Linked DNA regions of Homo sapiens: region 1 is linked to region 2. Evidence: read pairs that join two places in POLR2A ChIA-PET (ENCODE). Cell type or tissue: PC-3. All regions are shown on one strand. Each heading gives the region's core, and the rest is flanking DNA. Links, peaks and the distances in the headings are about the cores only.

What was found. ChIA-PET counts read pairs that join two places held together with the same protein. Peaks named below come from ENCODE experiments on the same cell type or tissue, not always from the same donor. Only the 100,000 strongest peaks of a DNase experiment are listed, where the experiment ranks them.
Region 1: POLR2A ChIA-PET joins it to region 2 with 17 read pairs; 4 of 35 experiments call an interaction of 5 or more read pairs at or near these places.

Annotation. Positions count from the first base shown.
Region 1 is chr3:189,982,680-189,991,029 of GRCh38, reverse strand. P3H2 (prolyl 3-hydroxylase 2) reads left to right here. Exons shown (of 15, transcript NM_018192.4): 4 at 1,992-2,123; 5 at 3,361-3,503; 6 at 4,153-4,242; 7 at 6,440-6,480; 8 at 7,890-7,984. Among named protein-coding and RNA genes, the nearest start is that of P3H2, 130 kb to the left of the region's middle. In PC-3, for the core only: no CTCF peak of the experiment used is centred there; a DNase peak (open chromatin) is centred at 4,859.
Region 2 is chr3:190,034,750-190,043,099 of GRCh38, reverse strand. All of the region lies in intron 1 of P3H2 (prolyl 3-hydroxylase 2), which reads left to right. Among named protein-coding and RNA genes, the nearest start is that of P3H2, 82 kb to the left of the region's middle. RefSeq lists an enhancer at 1,199-1,881. In PC-3, for the core only: no CTCF peak of the experiment used is centred there; a DNase peak (open chromatin) is centred at 4,839.

The sequences.
Region 1 (8,350 bases), core at 111-8,110, 52 kb after region 2:
CCCACATTCGCCTCTACACCTGCTTCCACCAATGGCCACTGAACAGTTTTGGCCAATGTCCTAGATCTGGTTTAGGAAAATGGACCGACGATTTCCCACAGATGAATATTTAGTGATTTGCTCAAGGTCACCACAGCATGTCGGTAGCTGGAAAAGAATAGAGATCTCATAACTCAGGTTCTTTAATTTTTAAGACTCAAACTTATTAAAAACATATTAATTGCACAATGTCATTTAAGATAGAAAGGAGGCAAGGGATATACCTAATAAAAGTAATATGACAGCTCTCACTATGTAAATTCTTGTCTGCTTCAAAATTGTCCTAAATTAGGTATAAAACTGGCTTTTTAAATAGCAAATGTATTAGAAAATCAGAATATTTGAATTTTAGAGTTAGACATTAACAGTTCGGGAAAAATACAAATGGCTGCTGAATGCAGTTATTTATTACTAGCTCTGCTATGAAACCCTAAAGGATACCTTTCTGTCACTCCTATTTTGCTGCTATTTGTATCCGCTTTGAAAAAATATTTCCATTCAGATTTTGAGTTCTCGGTGGGTATCTTTCGCCTTTACCTTTTGCTTGTCACTTGGAATTAAAAGGAATGTGTATTAGAAAGTAAATAGAAATGCAAATGGTAAGTTGAGTAGGAGAAAACAGTTGAAGGTTGTTTATTTTTGTTTTCTTAAGAAATGAAACAGCTGGTTATTTATTTCTAACATGCTAATCAAATAAATAGAACTCATTCTTCCTTCACATCCCCTGACTGGGGTTAATAACCAATGGGCTTTAGGGATTCTATTAGCTGTGCTATAAATGATTCAGTTAGCCAAGTTATACAAAACTGGCACATTCCCCCACACCAGAAAATGCACGTTTCCTTCCTGTTGTGTTTTGGGGTCCCTCTGCAAAATCACCAAGATCCAAGCCAAACTCAGACTAAACAGAGAACCTTTTGAAAAAAAGGCAGTTGTGGTAAATTAAATTGCACAGCTATGAGATCAAATGATTTTATCATCATTCTCAAAAGAACCCACTCAGCGCAGCCATGAATGAATCTTTCTTGCTGGAAAATACATCCATCTTCATTGTAAAAATCAGTCAAGGTGAAACGTAGGAGGCATTTTCTTCTCTGGGACATTCACCACTTGTGTTTCCTCATCTCAGGCTTTGATAAAATAGAGTCCAGAGCCAAAGGTGGCATGAAGACCCTAACACTTCAGGACTCTCAAGCAAGAAGAATGGGAGCAATAGAAAGGGGAGTGAAGAGAAATAGGAAATAAGATGCTCATTCCTTTAGTTTACATCCTTCTGCCTGTTTTACCAGTCTCTGGTAAAGAATATACAATGTACTTAGTATTAGAATATACTATGTCTAGGCGATAGACTAATTTATAACTGGATAGAATAGGTTTCTGACCAATAGGTTTAAAAAAAAAGAGTTTTTATTTCTCTTTTAGGACAATTTGGCTTGAAAATGTTAAGAAAGAAAAAGAGCACTTTTGCTTCACTTCTCAGCCTGAATTTTCCATGCCCATGGTGGTTTCTTTTTCCAAACTGTTCCTTAACATTTACTAGCATCTGAACTTCCATTCCCGATTCCAGGGCACTTCGAGCCATCCAAGATATCCAAAGAGAGACCCCAAAGTTGTTAAATATGAAAACTGACATTCAGCTGGGTGTAGGTGGGGTAAAGTGGACTGTGGGGTATAAAAAGTGTACATGGGAAGGGAAAAGTGAGGTGTAGAGAACAGACTGTGAGCTGGAGGATTCGGAATCTACTGTCGTTCTAGTGATCGCTGACCAGGAGACCTTGGCAAGTCACCTACTTTCTTTGTAAAAAGGTTTTGCAGTCCGGAAGTGAGGATTATAATAATTTGGTCTTCCAGTGTGGTGAGGTGAGGAATGACCTGTGTAACTGTGGCTGTGACGTTGACGTTTGGGCACTCAGCAACCTGGAGGAACACACGTATTGGCTCTTGTCTTCCAGATCACTACATGCAGGTGCTTGTTTGTCAGCATGAATGTGTGAGGGAACTTGCCACCCGCCCTGGCCGCCTCTCTCCCATCGAGAATTTTCTTCCTCTGCACTATGATTACCTACAGTTTGCCTACTATCGAGGTAAAGCGTGGATCATCCGTGAAGACTTCTTGGGGGGTTGTGGTTCATCATTACAGACATCACATTTTTGTAATTGAGTTTTCTGACTTCTTCAGTTTATTATGAAAGCAATAGGAATTTATGCATTTCTTCTCTCCTGAGCTGCAGGACAAGAAGAGCAGAAGGGGATATCACCAATGGGCAAAGTACAAAATTTAATGCTGTGATAATTTACTGAAAATTATACTAGATTGACATTTTGCATGGTTTTTTAGACTTAATTTTTTTAGAACTGAATTTAAAAGGAACTTTGCAAAATCCTCTTCCTTTCCAAAAACAAAACATTATTTATTATCCTGGCGTTGATGGCACACAGTGAATCACGTGCTCAAGTCATAAACAGTGAATCAAAGATGAGAGAGTTGCTTAATTTTTATCATTCCTTTTAAAAATCAGAGTCATCTCAGAGTATATATATATGTGTGTGTGTGTGTGTATGTATTTATTATACACACATACATGCACACACACACATATATATACACACATACGTATATTGTAAATTTCCATTAGAAGAAATACAATGTTGTGAACTATTTGAAAACAAGGCATACAGACATTTAAAATTTCCCTTGTAATAGCTAAATATTTCTATAATGAAAAGTTTATATTGGAAACATCCTTGTTAGTTCCTTTTAGTAGTTTGCTACTGTAGGATGTGCTATAATTGTATAGTGAAGGATTTAAGGGGCTTCCTCCAGAACATCTGGGACTCTATGAAGGACTTTGCATTGAAGTACCAGTTTACCACAAACTGCAGCAATGAAAAATAACATTTTAAAAGCACTTATGTTACTCATACATTATATATAAAATGGTACATTACTGTTGCAAAGATCACCTTCAGGATGTTTACTTAACCCAAACTCGGTACAAAAATCAGAATTAACTCATAGAATTCTGCTGTTTATATGTGTTAAATAATAAAAGTTGTCAACAAACATCTTCAGATAGAAACTTGACGATTTGCACAAAACAACTAGTACCAAAGCAGACCAAAGGTAATAACTTTTGAATACTTGAAATCATGTCTTTCCTTTTATCTGTGACTGTTTCTGCTTTCTCTGCTGAGCCTCAATTTATCTTCCCTCTTATTCATGTTTAATGCTGACCTTTGTAGACACGTTGATGGCCTCCCTTTAAAATCCTTTGGACAGACCTAGGCTGACTCTAATGCTGCAACTCCTTTGTCTTTCAGTTGGTGAGTATGTGAAAGCCCTGGAGTGTGCCAAAGCCTATCTTCTATGCCATCCAGATGATGAGGATGTCCTAGACAATGTGGATTACTATGAGAGTCTGCTGGATGATAGCATTGACCCGGCATCCATTGAGGCCAGAGAGGTGAGACCAATGTTTTGAAAAGAAATTCTTTTTTTTTTTTTTTTTTTAAGACAGAGTTTCGCTCTTGTTGCCCAGGCTGGAGTGCAATGGCACAATCTTGGCTCACCGCAACCTCCGCCTCCCGGGTTCAAGCGATTCTCCTGCCTCAGCCTCCCTAGTAGCTGGGATTACAGGCACATGCCACCACACCCGGCTAATTTTGTATTTTTTTTTTAGTAGAGACGGGGTTTCTCCATGTTGGTCAGGCTGGTCTCGAACTCCCGACCTCAGGTGATCTGCCCGCCTCGTCCTCCCAAAGTGCTGGGATTACAGGCGTGAGCCACCGCGCCTGGCCTGAAAAGAAATTCTTGATTCTGCATGTGTTCGGGGGAGAGTTGATAAAAATATGACACTGGTCTTAAAGATGTCTAACAATTTAGCAAAGGTTGTTGAACTCGGTTCTTTCAAACTTTATTTATGCCTGAAGCACATTTTTATTCATACATGCTAGCGTGTGAAAGTATGTTGAGATGGGGCCAAGTCTTGCAGTTCTGAATATTTGTTAGCTCATTTGTGACTATCTAATGAAAATATTGCCACCTGAACATTTATCATATCTCTTACCTGCTATTTAAATAAAAAATGTCTTTCTTTACTTCTTTTTCTCTAGGATTTAACAATGTTTGTGAAACGTCATAAGCTGGAGTCTGAGCTGATAAAATCAGCTGCAGAAGGTCTGGGGTTTTCATACACTGAACCGGTAAGAGGAAAGAGGAAACGTTTATTAAAATAATGATTCAGTGGAATCCTTTTTATGTTTTTATTACCTGCCTCCATTTTTGCCATTTACCTCAAAAAGCTAAGATTTCGATGCCCTCCTTGAGGTAAAAATTGGGGGTGGGAGATATTTACTCAATATATGTGATGAACTTTATCTATTTATTTATTTATTTATTTTGAGATGGAGTCTCGCTCTTGTCGCCCAGGCTGGAGTGCAGTGGCGTGATCTCGGCTCACTGCAACCTCCGCCTCCTGGATTCAAGCAATTCTCCTGCCTCAGCCTCCCGAGTAGCTGGGATTACAGGCACACGCCACAATGCCCAGCTAATTTTTTTTTGTATTTTTAGTAGAGATGGGGTTTCACCATGTTGGTCAGGCTAGTCTCGGACTCCTGACCTCAGGTGATCCGCCCGCCTCAGCCTCCCCAAGTGCTGGGATTACAGGCTTGAGCCGCCGCACCCGGCCATCTGATGAACTTTAAAAGACTAATGGATTTCCACATCAGTCATTCCATATTAACAAGGTCTAAAGTCAAAAGCAAATCTATTGGGTAAAAGTATTTTGTGTATGACTCATTTGCCCCGGGAGTGTTTTATTTTCCTAAATTCCGGATGTGGTGTTTTAAATTTTTCTATTAATGCTTTTATGTTACCTAAACATTAAAGAGAATTCAAAATATCATCAGTCACAATGCTATCACACCCATCATGCTGACTTCACTCCGCTTTTCCATGTTGTCTTCTAATCATTGTTTATATGAAGACATAGCTTTTGCAGAAACATATACTATGGTATAAAGAGATTTGTATTCTTTTAAGAAGATACCATAAGAAATTTCTACATTTGTATAGCTTTAAAAGGTATTTTTAGCTACATTTTAGTCTCTAAAAAGTTGGTAGAATTTAGAATTTTAGATAGGTAGAATTGACATACAATAAATAAATGAACTCTTCTGCTGAACATTTGAATTATTTCTGATTTTTGAATTATACATAATGTATTAAGCATTTTTTCTCTATTGAATTATGTCCTGAAAATAAATTCTTAAGAGTGGAATTATTCTGTCATCAAAGGATATAAGGTTTTAAACTTCTTGAAACTAAATTGCTTTTCTAAGAGAATTCTCTTAGAAATTATTTATTATTAATTTATTTATAATTATATATAATTATATATGATTACTAAGAGAATAATTCTCTTGGAATTATTTATTTGCACACTATTTTAATACTAACACTATCTCATGTGGGAAGATTTAGTGACTACTCTAAAGTCTCATAGCTCACAACAGATTGAACAGGCATTTGAATCCTAGTAATGCATAAAAGTACCATTTTACCACAAATTTATCAGCGATAAGAAATAACATTTGAAAATCACTTTTATTATTTATATATTATGTATGAAATAATACATCATTTTAACTTGTAATTTTTTTGATGACCAGCAAGAATAAACCTTTTCACATATTAACTATTTTTCCTCTTCTTTTAATTACTTGGGCATGGGTTTTATTCATTTATCCATTGGTTACTATGTAAGTTCTTCAAATGATATACAAGTTAATACATTTATAAAATTATTTATAATATGTCCATTTACAACCTTTTTTCATTTCTTATGCCGTGTTTTTATAGGCACACTTTTTAAAATGGGTTAATTTTAATGTACTATTTCTAATATAACACCTTCTAATATATTAATATTTATATCGGGCCTTACTTATTATTCTTTTAAAATTATGTTATCCAAGAGACCTTAAAATATGTTATTTACTAATTTCATGATCTATACAGATGATTACTAAAGCTCAATTTTGTTTGCTTGTTTTATTCAGCAAACATAAAGAAGTTGAACTGAATGATCTTTCAAATGTTTTTCTGCCACCAAATTCCAAGTCACTTTCTTGGACAAAAGGATGGATATCTAGGCTAATTCCATAGTATTTGAAAACTCGACTTGTATTTCATTTTTTCCTTGCCAAATCTCCACTAACTTTAGCCTTCCTTTTCATTAATCTATAAAATATAAATATATTGTATCTTTACACAATATGCAAAATTCCTAAATTATAGATCTTTTGAATGTTTTGTGCATATTTTATTTTATCTTAATTCTGTAAGTGATGTTTTAGTGACAAAATTACTGCATTTTTTTTTTTACTCGATTCAAAACAGAATTATTGGATCAGATATGGAGGACGACAGGATGAGAATCGGTAAGTCCATTCAGAATGCAAACTGGTTTTTTATGAGGAGAAATACTTAGTGTCATAACCTATCATAGAGAAATGTAGCTCTATGAAATAGGCAAGGAGATATAATAAAATAATTCTAAGCTCTGAATTAGGAGCTCTACATCCAGGTCCCAGCTCTTCCTGCCACGTTTTTGTAACCTTAGGTAATATATCTTCTGCTTTCTGGATCTCATTTTTTTTTTCCAGGAAAAAAAGGGTTAAATCAGGTGCTTTCTATCTGCTAACGTTCCATGATTCCGAATCTGAGAAGGTTGGATACTGGTTTTGATTTATTAACAGAAAAACTGTGAAATGGGTTTTTGATGGTGAATTCCCTTATTGTATTTACCTAAAATAATGAAGTTCAGAAAGTTATACTAAAATAGCTAAAATATTAGGTGTCACTAACTGAATCAGAAATCAAGAAAGCTCATTTTTTTTTAAATTTTATTATTATTATACTTAAAGTTTTAGGGTACATGTGCACAACGTGCAGGTTTGTTACATATGTATACATGTGCCATGTTGGTGTGCTGCACCCATTAACTTGTCATTTAGCATTAGGTATATCTCCTAATGCTATCCCTCTCCCCTTCCCCCAAGAAAGCTCATTATTTAAAAATGACAAAAGTCAATTTACATCTTTTTAAAGGACTGAAACTCAGAAGGTTAGAAACACCTGCTTGAGATCACATGGTCCAGCTTATTCATTTTCAAATTGGGAACCTGAGGCCCTGACAAGGCAAGCAACTTGCTTAGAGTCTCATCACAAAGGAAGGACAGATCCAGATCTTCTTATTTAGAATCTTGAAGTCTTTCACGAGGCTTCAAAAACTCAACCCTTGGGTGGCATAAAATTATTTCGAGAGATCCAAGAATGTATATACACATTTGGATTTGTTTGATTTTTACGTATATAAAGAACAGCCTGCTATCATTTGTGTGTTTGCATATGACAAACCTGTGTCTTCTTTTCACAATAGTCAAGAACTACTACATTATGACATAATTTATTTCAATTCAACAGTTGTTCAATGATGCACTCCATGTTCCAGGCCCCATTGGACACTCTGAGCATTATAAAGATGCTCATGATAATTTTTTTCCTACTTGAGATTAGAGTCTAATCTGAAGAGAGTTATGTTATGCATACAATTAATTGTAATAAAGGTTGCTAAGAAGATTTAGAGGAGTGAAATAAGGCAAACTCACCGAGGAAATAGAGAACTTACTAGAGGCAGTGACATTTAATTTGACTTTAAAAGACAGGTGAACTTGTTTACAATAAAATACACAATATAGAGTCACAGACTACCTTGGTAAAGTATTCTTTGCCTTTGAACATCGTTATTCAATGACAAATTGCCATTTTAAATTTTTTGAATGGGCAGGGTCCCTTCAGGAGTGAACGTAGAGGGAGCAGAAGTTCATGGATTCTCAATGGGAAAAAAGCTATCACCCAAGATAGATCGAGACCTAAGAGAAGGTAAGTAGCTGTGCACTTTTACCCTATAAAGGAGGGGAAGGGGAAGATGGGGCTTGACCAGTTCTTTTCCAGATCAAGGAAGAACCCACTTTCTCTAGAAAATAAAGAATAAGACTAAGCTACTACACTCCCTAATAGTCTGAAAGCAAGACTTAAAAAAAAAAGTCTTAGATTTGTGTATTATTACCATGGGTTTCAAAAAAAAAGAAAAAAAGAAAAAGCCTCCAAATTCACTCCCTCATCTGTTTCCCAAGGAAACTTGCATGGTCATCACCATTCTCAGAATACCGGAGGCTTAGCAATTTCCTATGGTTTACTTCTGTTACACAGTCAGTAAGAGCTAGGTAGTGTGGGACAGACTGTATA
Region 2 (8,350 bases), core at 341-8,340:
TGTTTCATTTCTTACATTTTCAAACACTTTCCTATACTTACTCTCTCACAACCCTTTGCTAATAGGCCATGTATGGTACTCTGTTCTGCTACTGGAAATTAGTTTAGGAAGAAAAATTAACGACCATTTCTAGTGATTACATTTCAAATGAAAAAAATCTGCCTTCATTTTCAGCGTTAAAATTGACTAGCCTTTGTTTCTAGTCTGGCTTTCTACCAAAGCATTATTTTATGAGTGAAAAAAAATGTTAAGGGCTCAACAGTTTTCTCCAAAATGTGGAACTCTGGGGATAAATTTTCACTGCCTTCTCCTGACTCTTGTTTCTAAGAACAGTCAGTATGCTGGAATCCCACTTACCCCTAAAAGGGAATAGTAACTATGCCAATGTAAAATAGGAACCATTCCTTTGAATTCAGGTCAAAAGGTTTACTGTAGGGACTGGAAATGATGCAAAGTAGAACATACTGTACTTTTATTCATAAGGTTGTTCCGAAGGAAGATTCTACATTAATTTTGAAAATCTTTTATTACAAATATACTAACATCTTATATTGCTATACAGCTTTAGAGTTTGCAGTATATTCTGACATACTTTGATATATTCCACAATATGCCTGTGAGATAGATGGCCAGATTCTACATACACACACACACACACACACACACACACAAAATCTTACAAGACAATGAAGTTCTTAGGATATCCTGACACCAAGGACACACAGAGTAAACAAGTAAAAATTTTTGGAACCGTGTCCTCAGATTCCTAATACCATATACTTTCTGCTGTCAGTTTCATAGTTACTTGCCACAAACTTTGTGGACTGGATAAGTTAAACAAAAAACATCAAATATGGCAATAACCCTCAGTCCCTAATAGAGTTCAGAATCTCAACTTCCTATTCATGTCTATTAGGTTAGTTACACATCAGAAGATCCTAGTCAGGATAGGTCTTAACCAAAATAAATAATTTTCTTCCACCCCTCCCTCTACTCCTCCACCATTGCATTCAGACGATAGAAGCCAGTTTTAGAGTTTAAAGCCACTAATTACCAAAAGCCATTGGTTTAGGCACTTACAGACTTTAATCATTAAGAATAAAGAATTGCCCCGTGGGGAATGTGTTTTCCATGCATATGCTGTTCTAAACTGAAAACAAACTAGGTAAGAAAAATAAACAAACTGGGTAAGTGATTACTTTCTTTTTACTTTCTTCATATGCTTTTTTGTATGTTAAAATTTTTTTTAAGTTGAACTTCCCATGACCATGAATTTTTAAGTTCTGTTCACAGCATTGTTTTTCACTTAAAAATTAAAAATTGCCTTTGTGTAAAAAATTAAAAATTTAAAAAGCAGAGTGTCTCTTTCCTGGTACTTGAGAACATAAAAAACCATATAAAAGTAATAGGGAGAAATTAGCTAATTCAGGTTTTAACATGTTAATAGAGGGGCAACAATGACTAGACCAGCTGTGCTATTGACCTAGGTCTTTGAGGCCTTTCAGGTTGCAAAGTAGCTATTATTCTCCTTAAGCATTTGCAGGTCAGGCATGGAAACTTTTAAGCAGGCTCTGACTGAAGTACTAGTTTGCATTCTGTAATTGCAGTAAGCAGAGCCAGCTGTGAACCTCTCGGGATTTCCCCTTATTGGACTAAGAATTTAAACATTTTGCTGAGTAGGCGGTAAAGTTTTCTTCTCTTCACTGCCACCCTCCTTTAAAAAATATACTCTTAATATGCTAAAAAGAAACAGGGTATGAAAATAAAAAATGAAGAACTTATGTAAACACAAATTTTAGTGCTTTTTTTTTTTTTTTTTTTTTTTAAGACAGGTTATCACTTTGTTGTTGCCCAGGCTGGAGTGCAATGGCACAATCTTGGCTTACTGCAGCCTTAACCTCCTAGGCTCAAATGATCCTCCTACCTCAATCTCCCAAGTAGCTGGGGCTACAGGTGTGCACCACCATGCCCAGCTTATATATATATATATAGTATATATATATATATAGAGAGAGAGAGTGTGTGTGTGTGTGTGTGTGTGTGTGTGTGTGTGTGTGTGTGTATATATATATATATATAGTAGAGCCATGGTTTTGCCATGTTGCCCAGGCTGATCTTTAACTCCTGAGTTCAAGTGATCTGCCTGCCTCAGCTTCCCAAAGTGCTGTGTTTACAGGTGTGCACCACCATACCAGACCTTTAGTGCCTTCTTGAAGGTCACACACGCCAACATATGGAAATTAACTGGTACTATGTGTACTAGCTTTGTAGTAGCTGATACATCATAATCATAAATTAAATATTTGTTGAATGGATTGCATGCTAATCAGCTCATTTTTTGCATAGAGTTCATAACAGAAATGTATCCAATGTATCTGCTATTCCAATAACTTTCCACAGGCAATGATGCAGTTTGTCTTAAGTCAGGGATACTTTGTGTGAAACCAAGAAATCAGAAGATGTAAATGACTTAAGGCAATATTATCACCATTCCTGGAAAAACACTACTGTCTATGTTTGTGATAGCAAACATAAAAGCATTACCTTCCTTAGGTGATGAATATGAACATTTTTAGTCGTATATCTGGTGCCCTTAGATGACCAGTCAGATCAGATTCCATGTCTTTATGAAAAGATGGTGTTCTCGTGTCTTGACTCTGATGGAACAAGCTGCTTTTCCAAAGTTATTCTGCAGGTGGTGGATTCAGTAACCATTAGTTGGCATTCTCCCTTACAAGCCTCAGGTAATCCTGTGTGCACACCAGGTTTATGGACCGAATGAGTACCACAATGGTTTATAGACCCAATAAAAACTGTTTAAATATCTGGTGGTGCTTTACAAATATCTTCATCCCAGGTTTTTCAAATCTCCCCTGGAATCTATGCAGCCAAATGTGCAGTTGTTCTGTAACTGATGGTCGCCTGGATATCATTTGATAAAAGTGTAAGACGGGTTTTTTGTGTGTGTGTGATGCCAATTACTGAGGACTTGAAGATACGCATCTTGAATTATTACATATAAAAAGATTAAAAGGCTAAATATCTATTTAAGAAATATCTAATGCAACTATAGTCACTGCTCTCACTTCTCCATATTCCTGTGAGTTTTTGTTCTGTTCCTTATTCTTAGAGTGTAAAGTGAATCATTTTAGGAATGAATATCATAGAAAGTAAATACAGGGAACAGAAAGCTTAATGCATTCATTATTCATTCCTTTCCATCAATACTCTGAACACCTACAGAGTGTTCTAGGCTCACTGGGGAAACAAGAATCAATAAATCTCATTTTCTCCCCTTACTGACCTCATGATCAGTAGAAAATCAACCCGAATAATCTCATACTGATTCCTCCTTCCTGTGAGTCCTCATGCGTTCTGGAAACCTTTGGAGGGATTTATCATAGTCCATATTACTTAAGAGTTTGTGGGCATTTCTTTTATGCTCCTTGGTAGATGTTGAATGCCTGGAAGGCAAAGACTTTGTTTTCCCTATCTTTATATCCCTGGTTCCCTGTGTAGTGGTTACTCCATGCTATGGGCTTAACACATGTTTTTAAATAAAAGGTTCAACGGTTTTGCAATTAACAATATATAAGACTCTTAGCTAGTAATTTTGTATCTTTGGGGCCTGTTTTCTCATCTGTGAAGATAACACATGCTATATTTCATGAAGTTATCATATCAGAATTAGATGCATTAAATTTTGCAAACTGAGAAGCAAAGCATTATACCAAGGTACAGACTTATTAAAATTGAATATGTGCTTTCATTTAAACATGAGTTGCCATTTAACTATGGCTGGTAGTTGCGTTTGGGGGATTCTGTTACTATTAGTGGAGGACTCAACAATCATATGCTCCATAAAATTGTCCTTCCTTACAGTGCTCAATTCTTTTTTATTTTTTTTTTTGAGATGGAGTTTCGCTTTTGTTGTCCAGGCTAGAGTGCAATGGTGTGATCTCGGCTCACCGCAACCTCTGCCTCCTGGGTTCAAGCAATTCTCCTGCCTCAACCTCCCAAGTAGCTGGGATTACAGGCATATGCCACCTCGCCCGGCTAATTTTGTATTTTTAGTAGAGACAGGGTTTCTCCATGTTGGTCAGGCTGGTCTTGAACTCGCGACCTCAGGTGATCCGCCCGCCTTGGCTTCCCAAAGTGCTGGGATTACAAGCGTGAACCACCGCACCTGGCCACAGTCCTCAATTCTTAAACATAGAGTTAAAGAGTAGGATTTCATGAAGCATACTAACTGCAGTTTATTCTTTAAAACTTTTAACCTCTGCCTTGTCCATAAATGTGAATTATTGTGGCATATGGTTTCATTCAGTGTATGATAAATATTGTATGTCCTTTAGGAAGGAAACTATAAGGTATATTTCTGGCTTGTCTTGGGGATGAAATAAATGGCCTCTGCAGTCATTTCCACCTCTGGCTTCAGTGATTAATGCATCCTAGGGGACCAACTTTCTTTTAGCTATAATGCCAGCTTCTATCCTTATTTCATCCCTGGAGCTTTAGGCAGAAAGGGAACTAAAAAGTCATCAGCTTTTATTTTATGTGACTTTTTTCTACTCCTGTTTGGGTTTCACTTTTTTTTTTTTTTTTTTTTTTTTCATTCTGCAGTTAGTTCTTCTTGTTGAATATCTAGGTTTTTATCTAGGAGGACACCTGGGGTGATTGAGATAATGCAGGGGTGTATCTGGTGTTTGGAGGAAGACTGTATGCTCAGGAGGCTGAGAGGCCACAGCACTTCTAGTGCCAAAAGTTCTGTTTATCTCATCATGTTACTCACTCATAGTCTCCAGGAAGCTTGCAGCCAATCAGGTTTCCTTGTTTGTGACAGTTTTTTTTTTTTTTTTTTTTTTAAACCTAGTCTTGCTCTGTGCCCCAGGCTGGAGTGCAGTGGCGCAATCTCGGCTCGCGACAGGTCTTGACTTGCAGTGTGTTAGGCACAGTAGATAAGCATTTTGTGAAACAGTATGAATGGAAATCAAAAGCAATTTGATCTAATTTTCTCTTAGATTTAGTTATATCTCAATACCAACTTCTAATTCAGTTTTATTTTTGCTGATTTTCTAAAAAGATAGTTTTCATCACCAGTGTGAATTAGCTTGTCATTAGATCTTGGAGATCTTTGAGATCAGTGGAGAAGTTTCAACTTAGGCAGGAGAGTGGCTTTGTACAAAAATAAATGTTGGTGATGGCTTATCGATATTGTTATTTGAGCCCATGTGTGATGCTTTCATTGCAATAGAAATATTCTGTTGTCTCATTTTAAAGAAACTATTATTTTGCTTAACAAATATTGAGTGTCTGCAATATGTGACATAAAGGAGGCGCAAGAAATGTTTTAGACACAATAGCCATAGTTAAATTGCTTATAAATTGACTTTATTAAAATGTCTTACCATATAATCATTAACATTCATATCTCAAATAAGTGTCAGTAATTTAAAATGACCTTTAAAGTCATGCTGATCAGTAATTGTAAAAAGAAAACAGAGAGTCATGCTAATAAGGTGAATAGATGTGACAGATTGACGTGTTGACATCAAGGGACAAGAATTGATTCAGGTAACTAAGTCAAACTATTTGCTAAAATCTGAGCCACGGTATCTTATTTTCTTCTGCAGACTCTATCCAGAGCAATGATTCTTCCCTAGGGTCCATATTTTTCCTGAAGCTTAGGGATCTATGAAGCACATAAAATTGTGTAGATGTGATCATCTTTCTGGGGAGAAATCTAGAGCTTATACTAGATTCTAAAAGTAATGATCCAGTAATGTTAAGAATCATTAATATAGATTTTTACTTATAATTTGCTTCTCCTTTTAGGGAAGGCAGTGTCAGAATTCTAGAATTAAGTTGAAAAGGTATAAATTATACACCTTAATGCTCTCCTTTCCAGCTATATGATCTCAAGTTATCCAACCACAATGTTTTTTTAATATATGAAATGGGCAGATAATCCCTTCACTCCTAAGTGTCAAATGAGATGAGCTATATGATTGGCCAGAATAAACTATAAAATATTTGCAGACATAAACATTATTACTATTGTTTGGGCTTCTGCATGTGCCAATCCATGATACTATTTTGTTGTTGTTGTTAATTGAAAATTTTATTCTATTACCAAGTAAATATATATATATATTTTTATCTTTCCAACGTTGCCAACATAGTTTCTCAAAGAATGATGATTCAGTTTTTCCATGCCTTTGGAGGCCTTTGTTGTTAAATGAATCAGTGTAAGTATCTCATGTACCATGGCTGCTGCCTGGTTTACATCACAGTGGAGGAGAAGGGATCATCGCTCAAGGGCAGAGCAGAGGGTGTCCCTGGTCTTTGTCAGATTCTACAGAGGGAACTTGGGGGAACTAATTCTGTTTCCTTATAATTGAAGTCAAAGGTAGACTCAGTGAGTGAGACTGAGGGAGAAAAAGAAAAGTGGAAATGAATGTGATTTGACATTAGATTATGAGTTTTAATTTCTGTCTTGCCATCATGCAATCTTAAGCAAGTCATAATTCCTTTAAGACTCAATGTTAATTTTTTTTAAAATGGAGATTTTAAATAATAATCTCACAAGATTACGTTAAGAATGAAATTATCATGTCGACTATAAAGTGATATACCAGTTTAGATGTTATTAATTATTAAGGCATAGTCATTTGCACAAAATTCTAAGGTGCAAAATAATTTGATCACTCCCTTGGACTTCCTTTTGATGGGCTTTCAATACTGTTGTATTTATTCAAACATGTATGAAGTCTATATGTATGATTTACCATTCCTTTGGAGACACAAGAAATATGTGGAATGCATCATTAGGTAAGAGCAAAATTCTCAAATCAGAAATTTGAGACTAACTGAAAAATGAGAAAGTTTGGGAGAAAAGGCAGAGTGATGTGGTTATACAAAAAAGGGAGACAAACTGTGACTTCATTTTAGAGAACAACAGAAGTGGGAAGGAGATGGTGGTGGCAACTGAGACTTTCAGAAGAAAAAATTTCATTCTGAATATGGCAAAATGGGAAACCAAATGGTGCAGAAGTAGAGACAATTCTTGCAATTGAATAAAATAACTGGTCAGAAATATTCATCCAACTAACAAATGGTTTCCAGGGACCCTTCACTGCAGCTTACTGTGTAGAATTTAAACTAAGTAACTTAACAATTGATAACATAACCTGTATGTACCCTTTGTCCCCTGCCCCCACTCCAAATATTACTGCTAATTAGAAGCACATGTTGAAGGAAAAACTCTAATAAGACATTCCGGTATAAGATCTGGGTTTGCTTTAAATCCCCCAAGCAGCCTAAAGCCCAACAGAAGGTATTTAGCCTTTTGCCTTTTGTTTAAATGGAGATTATTTTGAGTTATCAATAGTGCAATACTCCCATCCTGCTGTCCTTTAGTGTAAATTAAGGCAAAGGACATGATAACAGTATCAATAAAAGAGCAAAAGTAAAAAATAAAACGCATAAGATTATTAATGGGTGACAGAAAATTGCTATATACATCATAGCTGGTAGATTAAAAGGGAGTGACAAAGAGATGTCCTGAGAAATTTATTCAAGGGTTTACAAGAGAAAAAAAAATGAAGGATTTAAGACTGTTTAATCTTTAAGAATTTAAAACTTTTAAATATCTCTTTAATAAGCTTTATATTCACATAACATTTTAATAGGATTTTATATAGACTAACTCAATTGTCAAATATACTGAGGCAGGTTGGGTATCAGGTATCCTCTAATACCTATTAAATAGAATGAACCAGAGAAGTTAAAATATTTTTGTAAAGTTATGCAGCAAATAATGTGGGAGCCAATATTTAAACTCTGGTCTTCTGATATAAAAGCTTTTGTTTTATGAACTATTCCTAGTTGCCAAGGAAGCAATTACAAACAAAAAAACCAAAAAAAAGAAAAGAAAAAAATAGCCATTTGGGGGCAGATGCGGTGGCTTACACCTGTAATCTCAGCACTTCAGGATGCTGAGGCAAGCAGATCACTTGAGGTCAGGAGTGTGAGACCAGCCAGACCAATACGGTGAAACACTGTCTCTAATAATAATACAAAAATTAGTCGGGTGTGGTGGTACATGCCTGTAATCCCAGCGACTCAGGAGGCCGAGGCAGGAGAATCGCTTGAATCTGGGAGGCAGAAGTTGCAGTGAGCCGAGATCACACCACTGCACTCCTGCCTGGGCAACAGAGTGAAATGCCGTCTCAAAAAAAAAAAAAGAAAAGAAAAGAAAAGAAAAAGCGATTTGGCCAGATATTTTTAAATATTTGAAATTATTTAATGTAATTTAAATAAACATACAGCAGAATTCCCATTTTTGATG